2 separate regions of the Homo sapiens genome follow, and region 2 is linked to region 1. A link is an interaction called in ENCODE POLR2A ChIA-PET data of the cell type or tissue named here. Cell type or tissue: PC-9. All regions are shown on one strand.

Region 1 (8,000 bases):
ATTAAATCAGAACACCAAACAGAACTGTTATCCCCCCAAACCTGTTTAGAGGTCAGTTTACAGAATGACACTTAGATAAAAATCTACACTTCTTATGAGGATTCCCAGTCCACAGGCTTCAGCCTCTGCCTTGCCTTCCAACCTTACCTTGAACCACTTTCCTGCACTCCACTCCAGCTACATTGGCCTTTCTCTCCCTCAAATATGCCAAGCTGCTTCTGCCTCTGGGCCTCTGTACCCACTCTTCCCTCTTCCTCACAGACCTTGACAAGTTGACTCTTCCTCCTGACCAACATCTGCTCAAATGTCACCTTCTCCAGGAAGCCCCTCCTGTCTTCCCCATCCATTGTTGCAAACTCCTTTGCCCTTCAGTCACTTTCTGTCATGTTACCTGGTTTTCTTTTCTATCTAGCACTTATCACTACATTACCCTGTCCATTTATGTACTGTTTCATTGCCATCGTCAACTAGTCCGTAAGCTCCACAAGAGCAGGGACCTTATCTGTCTTATTTAGCAGTTATCTATCCTCAGTACCATGCTTCCTGACACCAAGGCACTCAAATCCTTGTAGAATAAACGTATATTTTTATTTTTGTTTATTTATTTTTTTGAGACAGGGTCTCACTCTGTCACCCAGGCTAGGATGCGGTCGCTCACTGCAGCCTCGACCTCCTGGGCTCAGGCGATCATCTTGCCTCAGCCTCCCAAGTAGCTGGGACCACAGGCATGGGCCACCAAGCCCGGCTACTTTTTTTTATTATTTGTAGAGATGGGGTCTCACTATATTGTCCAGGCTGGTCTCGAACTCCTGGGCTCAAGCAATCCTCCCACTTTGGCCTCCCAAAGTATTGGGATTCTGGGCGTGAGCCACCGTGCCTGGCCTATGAATAAATGTTAAACAGAGGTTCATCAGTTATTGTCCTTGTGACGGAGAAGGCAGCATGGATTCCCTTTCTGGACAGAGAGCTTTGATGGGTGGTTTATTACCTCTATCCTTCTCAGGTTAGGAAACCAAAATCCTAGTCAGCAATTTCTTTTTTTTTTTTTTTTTTTGAGACAGAGTCTCGCTCTGTCGCCCAGGCTGGAATGCAGTCTGCAACCTCTGCCTCCCAGGTTCAAGCGATTCTCTTGCCTCAGCCTCCCGAGTAGCTGGGATTATAGGCATGTGCCACTATGCCCAGCTAATTTTTTTTTTTTTTTTTTTTTGAGACAGAGTCTTGCTCCGTTGCCGAGGCTGGAGTGCAGTGGCACCAGCTTGGCTCACTGCAACCTCCGACTCCTGGGTTCAAGCAATTATCCTGTCTCAGCCTCCTGAGTAGCTGGGATTACAGACAGGCACCACCACGCCTGGCTAATTTTTTGTATTTTTAGTAGAGACGGAGTTTCACCATGTTGGTCAAGCTGGTCTCAAACTCCTAACCTCAGGTGATCCACACGCCTCAGCCTCCCAAAGTGCTGGATTACAGGCGTGAGCCACCGCGCCTGGCCTAATTTTGTATTTTTAGTAGAGACAGGGTTTTTCCATGTTGGTCAGGCTGGTCTCGAACTCCTGACCTCAGGTGATCCGCCTGCCTGGGCCTCCCAAAGTGCTGGGATTACAGGCGTGAGCCACTATGCCCAGCCCCTAGTCAGCAATTTTCTTATCGGGCATAATTTAGATGCTTATAAACCCAAGGGGTATACCCATCCTTAGAACTACAAAGACCCATCACACCTGCTGTCTAAATGTTTCCACATAATCACTTCTTGGCCTTTTGGCTAAGATCAAGTGTAGTAAATGTTTCCACTACCTACCGCACAAGATCGTACGGGATGCTTTAGTTTTAAATCCACAACCACCCCACCCCAAAACAATGATTAGCACAATGAGAAACTTTACCTGAGGTTGGTTACACCCCAGATCCTTTCTTTTACACAAATTTAGCCTAATTCAAAATGAATTTTTTTTTTTTTTTTTTTTTTTTTTTTTTTTTGTCAGAGTCTCACTCTATCACCTAGGCTGGAGTGCAATGGCGCGATCTCGGCTCGCTGAAACCTCCGTCTCCTGGGTTCAAGCAATTCTCCTGCCTCAGCCTCCCAAGTAGCTGGGATTACAGGAGCACACCACCACGTCCTGCTAATTTTTTGTATTTTTATAGAGAAGAGATTTCGCCATGTTGGCCAGGCTGTTCTTGAACTCCTGACCTCAGGTGATCCACCCACCTCAGCCTCCCAAAATGCTGGGATTACAGGCATGAGCCACCATGCCCGGCCAAGAAACTTTTTAGAAAATATGTGTGCATAAAAGTAAAAATCTAACCAATTTTTAGTTTAAAAGTGCTGGCCACAGGGCCACAGTAAACATTTATGGCCCTAATAGTGAAATGATTATGGTGTCCTTTCAAGTAATTAAAAACAAAAGCAACACTGCGTTGTAAAATACATTTTTATTTAAAAAAGTAAAACTCATCCGGGTGCAGTGGCTCACGCCTGTAATCCCAGCACTTTGGGAGGCTGAGGGAGGCAGATCACTGGAGGTCAGGAGTTCAAGACCAGCCTGGCCAACATGGTGAAACCCCCGTCTCTACTAAAAACATAAAAAATTAGCCCAGTGTGATGGTGGGCACCTGTAATTCCAGCTACTTGGGAGGCTGAGGCAGGAGAATCGTTTGAACCCAGGAGGCAGAGGTTGCAGTGAGCTGAGATCGCGCCACTGTACTCCAGCCTGGGCGACAGAGCAAAACTGTCTCAATAAGTAAGTAAGTAAATAAATAAATAATAAATAAGGAAAACTCATAAGTATGCTGAAATAATGCCCGGATGTAAGTTCCATGAGGGAAAGAGACATTACTGTTTCCCCGTTGCCAGATCAGTGCCTGACACAATACTAAGCCTTCAGTCAATAGAATAATGAATACAGCTTTCTGATTTCTTTCTTGAATGCCCCCCACCCCTGCCCCAGAATGTGCTTAGTTGGTTTCTTGGGCAGCCCAGCAATGACTGGGCACGTGGCTGGGGCCAGGTCAGTATTTGTCAATTGTTTGGATCGCACAGAACTGTGCTCACATACCACAGGCTCAGCTGAGGCCAGCATATAGAACCTACAACAGGAGCTGATCTGGCAGCTATAAACAGAACACCACACACCTGCCGGCTTCAGATTGGTTAGCATAGAGGGCTGGGCTGGGCCCACAGGATTCTTCATTTAAATCATTTGGCAGAACCATTCTATTCCTTTCTCCAGATTCATCAGGTGGCTGGGAATACATCATGAGTTACCTGCCCAGAGGGTTTCTGCGGGTGAAGAATCTTTGCTTTCACCTGGACTTTGCTTGCAGTGAATGGGAAACTTCACAGCAGGTGAGGAATTGGGAGTTCCTTTGCTACTAGTACTTTGATATCCAAGGCAAGTTTGTTTGAACCTGGGGCTTCATCCAGCTGATGTCTGTCTGAGCTTAGAATTTGGAAAAGAAGGAAGTAAGAGGTTATGAAATAGGCTGGGGAAATGGAAGAAAAAAAAAAAAAGTTCTTCAACTAGCACTCTACTCATTGGCCCACGAAATCAACGGTTTCACCAAACAACAGCTCCAAGCCCCAGGTCATAATTTCTATACTTCTTACCCATTTCTGGCCCATATGGTAAAATGACCAGAGAATAATGCAGAAAGCTGAGGAATTTCAGATTAAGATGTTTTAGATTTACATTTAGATAAGAGCAGCCCTGAGGCATTTATTTCACACATCTAGTTTGAGATTAATTCAGTCGTATTCTTATCAGATATCTCTAGCCTGCTTTCTATTTTTCCATTGGTTTCAGAATTCTTTCCAGGAAAGAAATGACTTTCACATACCTCAAAATATTATTACCTTGTATAAGGGTCAGAAAAAAACCAATTACCTACAGTTACTTTGTATGGACGCTGCAAAGTTAATCCCTTCTTAACTCAAATTGTACAAAGTCAATTATCCTATTCCTTGCTACTCATTCATCACTTTTATTGAGCACCTACTATGTACCAGTCACTAGACTCCACAGTAAACAGGCAAGCTTCCTACCAACATGAAGCTTATAGTCCAGTAATGAATTAATAAGAAAACAAAAATGTCAGATAAAAGTAAGTAAGTGCTGGGCAGGTAATTTTTTTGTTTGTTTTTTGTTTTTTGAGACAAAGTCTTGCTCTGTCGCCCATGCTGGAGTGCAGTGGCACGATATTAGCTTACTACAACCTCTGCCTCACCAGTTCAAGTGATTCTCGTGCCTCAGCCTCCCGAGTAGCTGGGTCAACAGGTGTGCACCACCAAACCCAGCTAATTCTGGTATTTTTAGCAGAGACAGGGTTTCACCATGTTGGCCAGGCTAGTCTCGAACTCCTGACCTCAAGTGATCTGCCCACCTTGGCCTCCCAAAGTGCTGGGATTACAGGTGTGAGCCAACATGCCCAGCCTTGGGCAGGTAATTAAAATGGAAGAATATGTTGTGAAGAAGTGTGTTGCTACTTTGGACTGGGTAGAAGAAGGAGACAATTTCCATGAGAAGCAAATGATAGCAAGGAACTAGCCATGGAAGAACAAGGAGCAGGGTATTCAGGGCAGAGGAGATGCTTCCCAATGTAAGGTTATGTACTGAGAAACATAAGTGCCAATGCCCCCACACCTTTGAAACCAGCCGTCTTTGCAAGGTGCACCTCAAACCCTACTGCCTGACTTACCAACAGCAATCTCCTCCTCCCTCCAGATCTTTGGATCAGTGCTACTAAATGTAAAAAGTTCCCAGCTACTCCCAGCTCACTTTCCTCCCTAGCTGTCCCTACACTTCCAACAGGATATGGATAGTTGTATTTTATTCTCACTCAATTACAGCCCATCTAGATCCTTCTTATACGTAGCTCCACACTAATGTTGATGATTGGTAAGAACTCTCTCAAAAGCTTAGAGTCTTAAGTGAAATCACTGAAAAATAGTGAAGTAAATCACCGACACCAGGCTTGGAGGTCTTCCAGGGCCCTTTTTTACAGGAATTTGAAAACAGGCACATTCCATTGTGTCCTTTGTTAGAGAGCTGTTGACAATAAACAGAGTTCAGAATTTGTGCTGTAAAACAGCAAACAGTGAACAAACCAAGGCTTTCTCAAACAGGGCCCTACTTTCCTGGATTCTGCTGATCCTTACACAGGATTTAAGCCTGTATATTTGAGAAGTTTATGGGAAACTAGACTCTCAAAGCATTTGCTTCTCAAATTCTTTGTTATTTTGACTGCACTGGAGACTATTCCACAAGCCACTATCAGAATCCACCCATCTCTGGTTCCCGTAAATATTATGTCTACACAGAACTATGTGAACTATTTCTAAGCTAGAATATGAACCAGGGCTTGAAAGCTTGCTGGTGGAAATGACCTAAGAAGAGCTTTAAAACTTAAATTAGAGAAAATTCAGTAGCAAAGGAAAAGTGGGCTAAAGGATTATGTGCATGTTTGTAGCTCAGAAGCTAGTTCAACTCTCAAAGATTGATTATTCAGCCCACCCTAGATTATTTAAATCCAGCAGCAAATGTATGCTGACATATTTCTGGGGGCCCTAGGGTGACACTCACTAAGGCAAGTAAAAGAAGCTGAAGTCAATTCCCAGAGAGGTGATTCCTTTTTTTTTTTTTTTTTTTTTTGAGACGGAGTCTCGCTCTGTCACCCAGGCTGGAATGCAGTGGCATGATCTCAGCTCACTGCAACCTCTGCCTCTTAGGTTCAAGCAATTCTTCGTGCCTCAGCCTCCCAAGTAGCTGGGATTACAGGCGCACACCACCACACCTAGCTACAGAGAGGTCATTCCTAGCGTAGTTGGGACTGATTGTTCCAGGTAATGGGGACCAAGGGAAGCTGAGGTGGCAACTGCCAACTGTCAGTGATTCCTGAGAAGGCAAAAACTAGGCAGCTGCTGCCATGCATCCTGGAGCTGAGAACTAAATTCAATCTGATTGGGAATGTCTTTAAAAGAGAGGCAGGGTTGGGGGAGAGAGAGAGAGGCAGGATCTCCCTATATTGCCCAGGCTGGTCTTGAACTCCTGGGCTCAAGCAATCCTTCCACCTCCGCCTCCCAAAGTGCTGGGATTACAGGCATGAGCCACTGCACCCGGCCTGATTGCAAACTTCGGATGCAGGAATCTCCTCTCATCTTTGGCAGTCCTGTCCTCTAGAACGTTTGTGAAAAGGCATGGAACATGGAATTAAATATGAGCTACTAGCATTATACATATGTTCTCTGCCTCCACCTCCCACTCTTCGTCTCAGTTCAGCCTACTTTTTATCTAGATCTCAAACTTAAAATGTCACATCCACATAAAGGACTTTCCCCAGCAGCCAGGCTGAATTAGGAACCTTTTAGAAGCCCTCATTCCACCCTAGGCTTTTCATGATTAGCACTTACCACCATTTCTAGTAATACATTTATTTAGAAAGCATTTGGGCTAATTTCTAAAAATTAAGTTCCACAAGAGTAGGGATCTTTGTTTTATTCACTGATGTACCCCCAAGGAGTTAGAGAAGCCTGATCCTAATAGCTGTTAATTGTTGAATTAAATGAATTCATTTAATGTCTATCTCCCCACTCCAAGAAGGCAGACACCTTGCCTATTTTACTCATCAATGACTCTCTAGCCCCTAACACAGTATCTGGCATATAATAGCTGCTCAAAAAATACTTCTTGAATAAAGAGAAATAATGATAGCTAATATTTATTGAGTGCTTGCTCAGGAATTATGCGAAGTGCTTTACAAATATTGTTATGGTTTTTGTTGTTGTTTTGTTTTGAGACGGAGTCTCACTCTGTCACCCAGGCTGGAGTGCAGTGGCGCAATCTCAGCTCACTGCTACCTCCACCTCCCGGTTCAAGCGATTCTCCTGCCTCAGCCTCCTGAGTAGCTGGGATTACAGGTGCCCGCCACAATGCCTGGCTACTTTTTTTGAGATGGAGTCTCACTCTGTCACCCAGGCTGGAGTGCAGTGGCATGATCTCAGCTCACAGCAACCTCTGCCTCCCAGGTTTAAGCGATTCTCCTGCCTCAGCCTCCCGAGTAGCTGGGATCACAGGCACCCACCACCACACCCGGCTAATTTTGTATTTTTAGTAGAGACAAGGTTTCTCTATGTTGGTCAGGCTGGTCTCGAACTCTCAACCTCAGGTGATCTGCCCACCTCGCCCTCCCAAAGTGCTGGGATTACAGGTGTGAGCCACCATGCCCGGCCTACTTTTTGTATTTTTTTTAGTAGAGACAGGGTTTTACTATGTCGGCCAGGCTGGTCTCAAACTCCTGACCTCAAGGAATCCTCCTGCCTCGGTCTCCCAAAGTGCTGGGATCACAGGTGTCAGCCACCGCACCCAGCCTTGTTATGTTATTTAATATTCACCACGATTCAATGATGTAGGTATATTATTCCACTATTTTGGTTGAATAGGTTCAATAATTTTTTTTTTTAGTAGAGATGGGATCTCACTATGTTGCTCAGGCTGATCTCAAACTCCTGGCTCAAGCAAATTTTCCCACCCCAGCCTCCCAAAGTACTGGGATTACAGGCGTGAGCCACCACACCCAGCCAATTCAATATAATTTTTAAAATAATGATCTTATAATTTTCTAATCCACACCATATAATTGGGCTAAATATTTCCCCAGTGTAGTTGATAGTGCTCTGGTGACCTGCATAAGTAAATTTATTTCCCTAAGTACCTACCAGGGAATGACTAATAAGAGAGAAACTCAGGGCCAGGTGCAGTAGCTCACGCCTGTAATCCCAGCACTTTGGGAGGCCCAGGCGGGTGGATCACCTGAGGTCAGGAGTTTGAGACCAGGCTGACCAACATGGTGAAACCCCATCCCTACTAAAAATACAAAAATTAGCTGGGCATGATGGTACGTGCCTGTAGTCTCAGCTACTCGGGAGGCTGAGGCAGGAGAATCGCTTGAACCTGGGAGGCCGAGGTCGGCAGTGAGCCAAGATCGCACCATTGCACTCCAGCATGAGCAAC
Region 2 (8,000 bases), 160 kb after region 1:
TGTTATGGGTCAGACTGGAATCTGATCTGGCCAAGCTGTGATGAAGCCCTGAGGCAGGAATTGCAAAGTCTGCTGTGATAGAGCACATTGAAACAAGTTGTCGAGAAAGAACATACTTTCTCATACCATAATTGGCAGTTCTTCTCAGGGAACAGACTGGAAGCATTTTTCTTTGATATTGTTTTTAATGTTAAATGTTCCTTTGTTCTGGGGGTTGTTGGCAGGTCAAGCACTGTGACTGAAGCACCCATTGCTGTAGTAACATCACGAACCAGTGAAGTCTATGTTTGGGGTGGTGGAAAATCCACCCCCCAGAAACTGGATGTTATCAAGAGTGGCTGTAGTGCCCGGCAGGTCTGTGCAGGGAATACCCACTTTGCTGTGGTCACAGTGGAGAAGGAACTGTACACTTGGGTGGTAAGTGAACGCTAAGCATTTTGGAACAGTGCTGTAAGCCTAATTGTTTACTGGGCCCACGATGTCTAAGCATTTTATTAGTTGAACCTATACTAAGGGAGTGGCAACATGGGGTGATGGAATGGAAGCTCTTATAAGAGCAGGGATTTTGTCTGTTTAGTTCACTGATGTATGCCCAGGGCTGGTACATATTAGGTCACCTATAAATGTTTTTTGAATGAATGAATGAGAGAGGGAGAGAAAAATTGAAAGACTCAGGAGACTGGGGTTTCCCATTTACAGCTGGATGATTTCAGACAAGTCACTCAATTACTCTGTTATATTACCATGAGGTTCAGAGCAACTATTACCTGTGAAATAGCTTTGTAAACAAAGGAAGGACTATACCATGTCAGGAAACCCCTGAAGCCCACAGCAGTGATTGAAGATGGCTAGGTATATTTTGTGTAGAATTTGTTTGTTGCCCTCTAGATTCTCCCCTCTCACCTTCCTTAACAAATTGTCTGTGTTTGCTGTCTGTTTCCTTATCTCCCACTCTCTCTTCATTCACCTACAATGCAGCTTCCATCTCTGCCACTGCCACTCAATTGAAACTAGTCTTGACAAAATGACCCATAAATTGCTAAAATAAAACAGATGCTTTTTAGTCCTTACCTAGCTTGACCTCTCGGCAGCATTTGACATAGTTGACCACTCCCTCCTTCTTGAAGCTTTGTCTTTACTTGCCTTCTGTGATAGCATGTTCTCTTGGCTTTCCTCCTGTCTCTTGCTATGCGTTCTCAGGCTCATTTCAGGCTGCTGGAGAGAAATTAGTATCTTAAACATTTATTGGCTGGGCGTAGTGGCTCACAACTGAAGTCTCAGCACTTCGGGAGGCCAAGGCGAGTGGATTGTTTGAGGCCAGGAGTTTGAGACCAGCCTGGCAAACATGACAAAACCCCATCTCTACTAAAAATACAAAAGTTAGCTGAGAGTGGTGGCGCATGCCTGTGATTCCAGCTACTCAGGAGGCTGAGGCATGAGAATCACTTGAGCCTGGGAGGTGGAGATTGCAATGAACCAAGATTGCACCACTGCACTGCAGCCTGAGTGACAGAGCAAGACCTTGTCTCAAAAAAAAAAATATATATATATACTGTCACACACACACACACACACACACACACACACGCACACGCACACACATATATATATAAAATATGAGGACTTGTAGTATACTCATTTAATAGAATTATTTTTCTCTATAAAACTGTTGAAAAGGCCAGACATGGTGGCTTACACCTGTAATCTCAAAACTTTGGGAGGCCGAGGCGAGTGGATCACCTGAGGTCAGGAGTTCGAGACCAGCCTGGCCAACATGGCAAAACCCCATCTTTACTAAACATACAAAAAATTAGCCAGGCGTGGTGGCGGGCACCTGTAATCCCTGCTACTTGGGAGGCTGAGGCAGGAGAATCGCTTGAACCCAGGAGGCAGAGCTTGCAGTGAGCTGAGATCGAGCCACTGCGCTCCAGCCTGGGTGACAAGAGCGAAACTCTGTCTCAAAAAAAAAAAAAAAAGTTGAAAAGTCATCAAGGACTAGTCTCATTGCTGTATAGCAGCCTCTTTGATGTAGCCAGATTCTTTATAACTCTTCCATGTTTCAGGGAAACTGTGACCAAAATTTATGAAACTTCTAGTACAGATTTTCAAGAAGCTATATTCCTGTAGAAAGCAACAAAGTTAGACTATATTATAAAGAATTTTTTTCACCATCACCTGTAATTAAATATATAGTTTACCTTAGACTTGAAGGACAAAGATTAGATTAATGGATATTAATCTGGATACTTTTTAAGTTTTCTTTACCTGTTGGCAGGATCTGTATACTACTTGCTATTAAAATGTTTAATCCCTTTGCCCATTTTTTTCTAATTTCTAAATTTCTAGCTCTTTTTTTCTACTGTTTTTCTTCATATGAAGTTCCATTAAAGATCAGCTTTTGGCATGAAAAATTAAAACTTCATAAGACCTCTCAGCCGGGGATGGTGGTTCATGTCTACAATCCCAGCACTTTGGGAAGCCGAGGCAGGAGGATCACTTGAGCCCAGGAGTTCAAGACCAGCTTGGGCAACATAGCGAGAACCCATCTCTTTAAAATTTAAGTTTAATAAAATGTAATTAAAAAAAAAAGTCATAAGACCTCTTTATTTCACAGAACATGCAAGGAGGCACTAAACTCCATGGTCAGCTGGGCCATGGAGACAAAGCCTCCTATCGACAGCCAAAGCATGTGGAAAAGTTGCAAGGCAAAGCTATCCGTCAGGTGTCATGTGGTGATGATTTCACTGTCTGTGTGACTGGTAAGCCATCAGCAGAAAGTGTCTTAAGTGCATTTAATGTGGGGGTATTTTGCTTAATGCTGTGCAATCTTAGTTGGGATTTTAAAACAAAAGACAGTATACAAAGAACCAGAGGACCTTGAGCAAATATACTCATTAATAATAACATACCAAATTTGCTATAGTATTAGGGGGTGGTGAGCAAGGAGAAGACAGGTGGGTAACAGAGAAGAGGTGGGATCAGGAGAAAATGTGTGTCGTGGTTGGCAGGAAAAATAATCTTACCACCTCATCAGGCTATGAATAACACAAAATTAGGATCAAGACCTAAGTTTAGTTTTGGTCTTGTCATTACTTAGTTAATGATTCCTTGGGACTTATTTTTTTATCTATATAACAAAGATGGCCCCATTAAAATTTTAAGTCCTTTTAATGTGATAATGCTACCACTTTTTAAATTGTTTAATATAGTAGTAGTAGTACACATGACTCTCTGACATAGAACTCTAGACTTGCACAGTCTGTCCTTTTAATTTCTTGGATATAATCAATTCATGTGAGATCATTTGCTGGGGTAGTCCTCATTCCAGCCCTGCCCAACTTTCTGATTAGATAAAATAAGTCAGTCCTTTGATGGATTCTGTTTTCCTTTCTTTTGCAGATGAGGGTCAGCTCTATGCCTTCGGATCAGATTATTATGGCTGCATGGGGGTGGACAAAGTTGCTGGCCCTGAAGTGCTAGAACCCATGCAGCTGAACTTCTTCCTCAGCAATCCAGTGGAGCAGGTCTCCTGTGGAGATAATCATGTGGTGGTTCTGACACGAAACAAGGAAGTCTATTCTTGGGGCTGTGGCGAATATGGTAGGGGTAGCCTTGTCTCTGTCCACTTCTTCACAGGTATACAACCTGACTTCAAAGTTGTATGCATCTAAACCCATCATGCAGCCCCTAAATGAGAAGTGTTAATTCAGTAAATCTTTTTTTTTTTTTTTTTTTTTTTTCTCGAGACAGAGTCTCTCTCTGTCACCCAGGCTGGAGTGCAATGGCATGATCTGGGCTCATTGCAACCACCACCTCCCGAGTTCGAGTGATTCTCCTGCCTCAGCCTCCCGAGTAGCTGGGATTACAGGCACACACCATCACACCCAGCTAATTTTTTGTATTTTTAGTAGAGATGGGGTTTCACCACACTGGCCAGGCTTGTCTCGCTCGAACTTCTGACCTCATGATCCACCTGCCTCGGCCTCCCAAAGTGCTGGGATTACAGGTGTGAGCCACCGCACCTGGCAAAAGAGAATCTTACAGAACCTATTCACTGGGAAGGAAGCCCTCATTATAATGATTTTCATTCTTATGTGTGTTTCAGGACGACTGGGTTTGGATTCAGAAGAGGATTATTATACACCACAAAAGGTAAAATCAGAAGCAACTTATTTCTAAAACCTATCTTAAGTCGCACAGACTCCAATAATATGTCCTCTTTCCTTGGCTCTGTTGTATCAAGGTATTTATTTCCGAAGTGTTTCCTGTTTGGGAGACTGACAATTTAGGATTCCTGATTTAGCACCCTGTGGTCTTGTCATCTGACCAAATCACAGAAAATTGAGAAAGTGGATACAGCGACTGTGGACATTGTGAAGTCACATCTTACTCAGGGATGACAGCTAAAATCAGCGTGTACAGCAGAAAAGTCACATATAGCTACAAATACCCTGGAAAACTCGAGAAGATACTGTAAAGCAGTATACTGTCTCTTAACCCAACACAGCCATTTTCCTCTCCTGTTTCTACAGTTGACCACCAGATGAAATATTAATAGTTGTTTTTGTTTAGCGGTCATGTTGCATGAAACATATTATCTAATTACTCTCAGCCTTGCCAGAGCTGGCCCTGTGAGAGGCTCACAGAGGCTGATACCAGCTGGGGGAAAAGCACAGTCACATCTCTCCCACCTACCCTAGGGCACAGGCTTACCCATTGGAGGGTTGGCTAAATCAGCTATACCATTTATTGTTAGCAGTGTTTTGGGTTTTCTGTTTTCTTTTTTTTTTTTCTTTCCTTGGGAACTTTTAGCCAAACCAGTTTTTATTTATATTTTAAAAATTAAATTATTATGCATTTCTAGGGACCATCCTCAATGGGATTCCCAGCTGTTCCTTTTCTCCTGGAAAGGCTGTGGCAGAAACTGAGGGTTGAGGTTTCAGGTTTTACACACATCCATTGTGACCCCACACATGCATCACCCCACCTTCTCCAGTCCTGTCTAGTTAGCTGTAAAAAGATATGAGCATTTGGAAGTCCTAGATATTACCTCAGTACTCTGTCACCTCTCCTATAAAATGACCAGATTGGGACCCCACAGGGCTACTGAATTTCTGTAACTGTCAAGCAGCCTTCCATCTCAAAGGACAAAATCAGCAATGAATTGAAGCTTCTTTCTCAACTTTTTGACAGGTCACCCTAAGTAGGACCTATTACTAAGACAAACTGAGAGGGTGCTGTCTTGTTTAGTTGACCTGGAACTGTCACCTTTTCTTTGATATTGTAAAACTTGAGCTCTTCGTTGACAACAGTAGCCTTGACCGAGCACAATGGCTCACGCCTGTAATCCCAGCACTTTGGGAGGCCGAGGCGGGCAAATCACTTGAGGTCAGGAGTTCGAGACCAGCCTGGCCAACATGGTGAAACCCTGTCTCTACTAAAAACACAAAAATTAACTGGGCATGGTGGCACACGCCTTTAATCCCAGCTACTCAAGAGGCTGAGGCAGGAGAATCGCTTTGAACCTGGGAGGCAGAGGTTGCAGTGTGCTGAGATCATACCACTGCATTCCAGCCTGGGCGACAGAGCAAGACTCCACCTCAAAAAAAAAAAGAAGAAAAGAAAATAGTAGTCTCAGCCAGGCGTGATGGCTCACACCTGTAATCCCAGCACTTTGGGAGGCCAAGGTGGGTAGATCACCTGAGGTCAGGAGTTCGAGACCAGCCTGGCCTACGTGGCAAAACCTCATCTCTAATAAAAATACAAAAATTAGCTGGGCGTGGTGGCATGCACCTGTCATCCCAGCTATTTGGGAGGCTGAGACAGGAGAAGTCGCTTGAACCTGGGAGGCAGAGATTGCGGTGAGCTAAGATCGCACGACTTCACTCCAGCCTGGGCAAAAGAGGGAAACTCTATCTCAAAAAAAAAAAAAAAGAAAAAGTAGTCTCTAAGACACTGGGCAAACCTGAAAAGAATAGAGCAGTCCTCACTTTCCTGTAGTCATTCTGCTAAATGCAGCATGTCTCTTTTGAAAGAATTTGAGAGCTTTTTTTCTAATACGAATTATATATTTGGGATTTCTTTTTCTGATTTTTTTCTTGCAGGTGGATGTTCCCAAGGCCTTGATTATTGTTGCAGTTCAATGTGGCTGTGATGGGACATTTCTGTTGACCCAGTCAGGCAAAGTGCTGGCCTGTGGACTCAATGAATTCAATAAGCTGGGTCTGAATCAGTGCATGTCGGGAATTATCAACCATGAAGTGAGTGTCCTGATTGGTGTTCTAACCACATCATCAGAATTTCTCTAGGTTGGAATTTCTTTGAGATGCCATTATTGGTTAGTGACCATGGAATTTGACTTTAGTTATGGTCTCATAGGCATTGTGTGCAGAAAAAGAAGCCAGCCACAAAGAGTACATGCTATATAGCTCTATCTGTGTAAAATTTAAGAACAGGCAAAATTAACTTATACTGGCAGAAATCAAAACTGTGGCTACTTATTGAAGGAGGGGTATTAACAGAAGAGGTGGAAGGGATCCTAGAGTAATGGGAATGGTCTATATCTTGATCTGTAATGGTTTTACCAGTATATGTATATAGAAAAATGTGTCAAGCTGTGTGATATTTTGCAGTGTGTTATACTTCAACAAATAAATTGATTACAAAGAATAAAATGATGAAATTCAGCTTTTACCTTATTGAAATAGGAACAAGCAAATTAATGTTATAAAAAAAAACATATTTCCATGCATCACCTTCCTGGAGTTTTTTTGATTGATTGGAGTTTTTTAGATTTCTCCCAAATCACTGATCCTGTTTAGGCTTATCGAATGTAATTACCATTCTGTCTTCAAAAATGTTAGCAAATTCACCACTGATATTGTCTTAGTTTCCTTTTTTTTTTTTTTATTATACTTTTAAGTTCTAGGGTACATGTGCACAACGTGCAGGTTTGTTACATATGTATACATACGCCATGTTGGTGTGCTGTACCCATTAACTCGTCATTTACATTAGGTATATCGCCTAATGCTATCCCTCCCCCCTTCCCCCACCCTATGACAGGCCCCGGTGTGTGATGTTCCCCTTCCTGTGTCCAGGTGTTCTCATTGTTCAATTCCCACCTATGAGTGAGAACATGCGGTGTTTGATTTTTTGTCCTTGCAATAGTTTACTGAGAATGATGGTTTCCAGATTCATCCATATCCCTACAAAGGACATGAACTCATCCTTTTTTATGGCTGCGTCTTAGTTTCCTTTTTGTGTTAATATAATGAGTTTTGTCATTTTCCAAAGAATAAAATTAAGAGACAGAAGTTTTCTGACTCAATGAAAAAGGTAAGAATTAATTTTTAAGCAATCTCTAAAGTAGTGATTTTCAATTAGGAGAGTACAAATTCAGGGCAAGGCTGGAGAGAGTGTCTTTGTAGTTTGAAAAGAAATATTCAGTTGCCGGGCACGGTGGCTCACGCCTGTAATCCCGGAACTTTGGGAGGCTGAGGCGGGCGGATCACGAGGTCATGAGATCAAGACCATCCTGGCTAACACGGTGAAACCCTGTCTCCACTAAAAATACCAAAAAAAAAAACAGCCAGGTGTGGTGGCGGGCACCGGTAGTCCCAGCTACTTGGGAGGCTGAGGCAGGAGAATGGCGTGAACCTGGGAGGCGGGGCTTGCAGTGAGCCGAGACCGCGCCACTGCACTCCAGCCTGGGCGACAAAGCAAGACTCCGTCTCAAAACAAAACAAAATAAAAAAACAAAAAAAACAATATTCAGAATTACTATTACTTGATTTATGTTTTCATTATAGCAGTGGATTTGTTGTGAAATTTTAAACTTAAATGAGAGGATTCTTTTTTAATACTAATTCAAAGGGAACATGAGTTTTAATTAAGTTGAGAAACACTACCCTATAGATGAAATTAGATCACAGTAAGCTGATTCCTTTATGGGCTGGAGACAGTCCTCAGGACTTTAATTCTTTGCCCTGCCCTTGTTA

Evidence for each region. ChIA-PET counts read pairs that join two places held together with the same protein. Peaks named below come from ENCODE experiments on the same cell type or tissue, not always from the same donor. Only the 100,000 strongest peaks of a DNase experiment are listed, where the experiment ranks them.
Region 2: POLR2A ChIA-PET joins it to region 1 with 5 read pairs; 7 of 35 experiments call an interaction of 5 or more read pairs at or near these places.

What each region holds. Positions count from the first base shown.
Region 1 is chr14:75,264,520-75,272,519 of GRCh38, reverse strand. It overlaps the pseudogene LOC124903434. Among named protein-coding and RNA genes, the nearest start is that of FOS, 10 kb to the left of the region's middle. In PC-9, no CTCF peak of the experiment used is centred here; DNase peaks (open chromatin) are centred at 3,555 and 5,340.
Region 2 is chr14:75,102,102-75,110,101 of GRCh38, reverse strand. It overlaps NEK9 (NIMA related kinase 9), which reads left to right. Exons shown (of 22, transcript NM_033116.6): 10 at 225-417; 11 at 2,615-2,759; 12 at 3,400-3,600; 13 at 4,106-4,152; 14 at 6,105-6,260. Among named protein-coding and RNA genes, the nearest start is that of NEK9, 21 kb to the left of the region's middle. In PC-9, no CTCF peak of the experiment used is centred here; no DNase peak of the experiment used is centred here.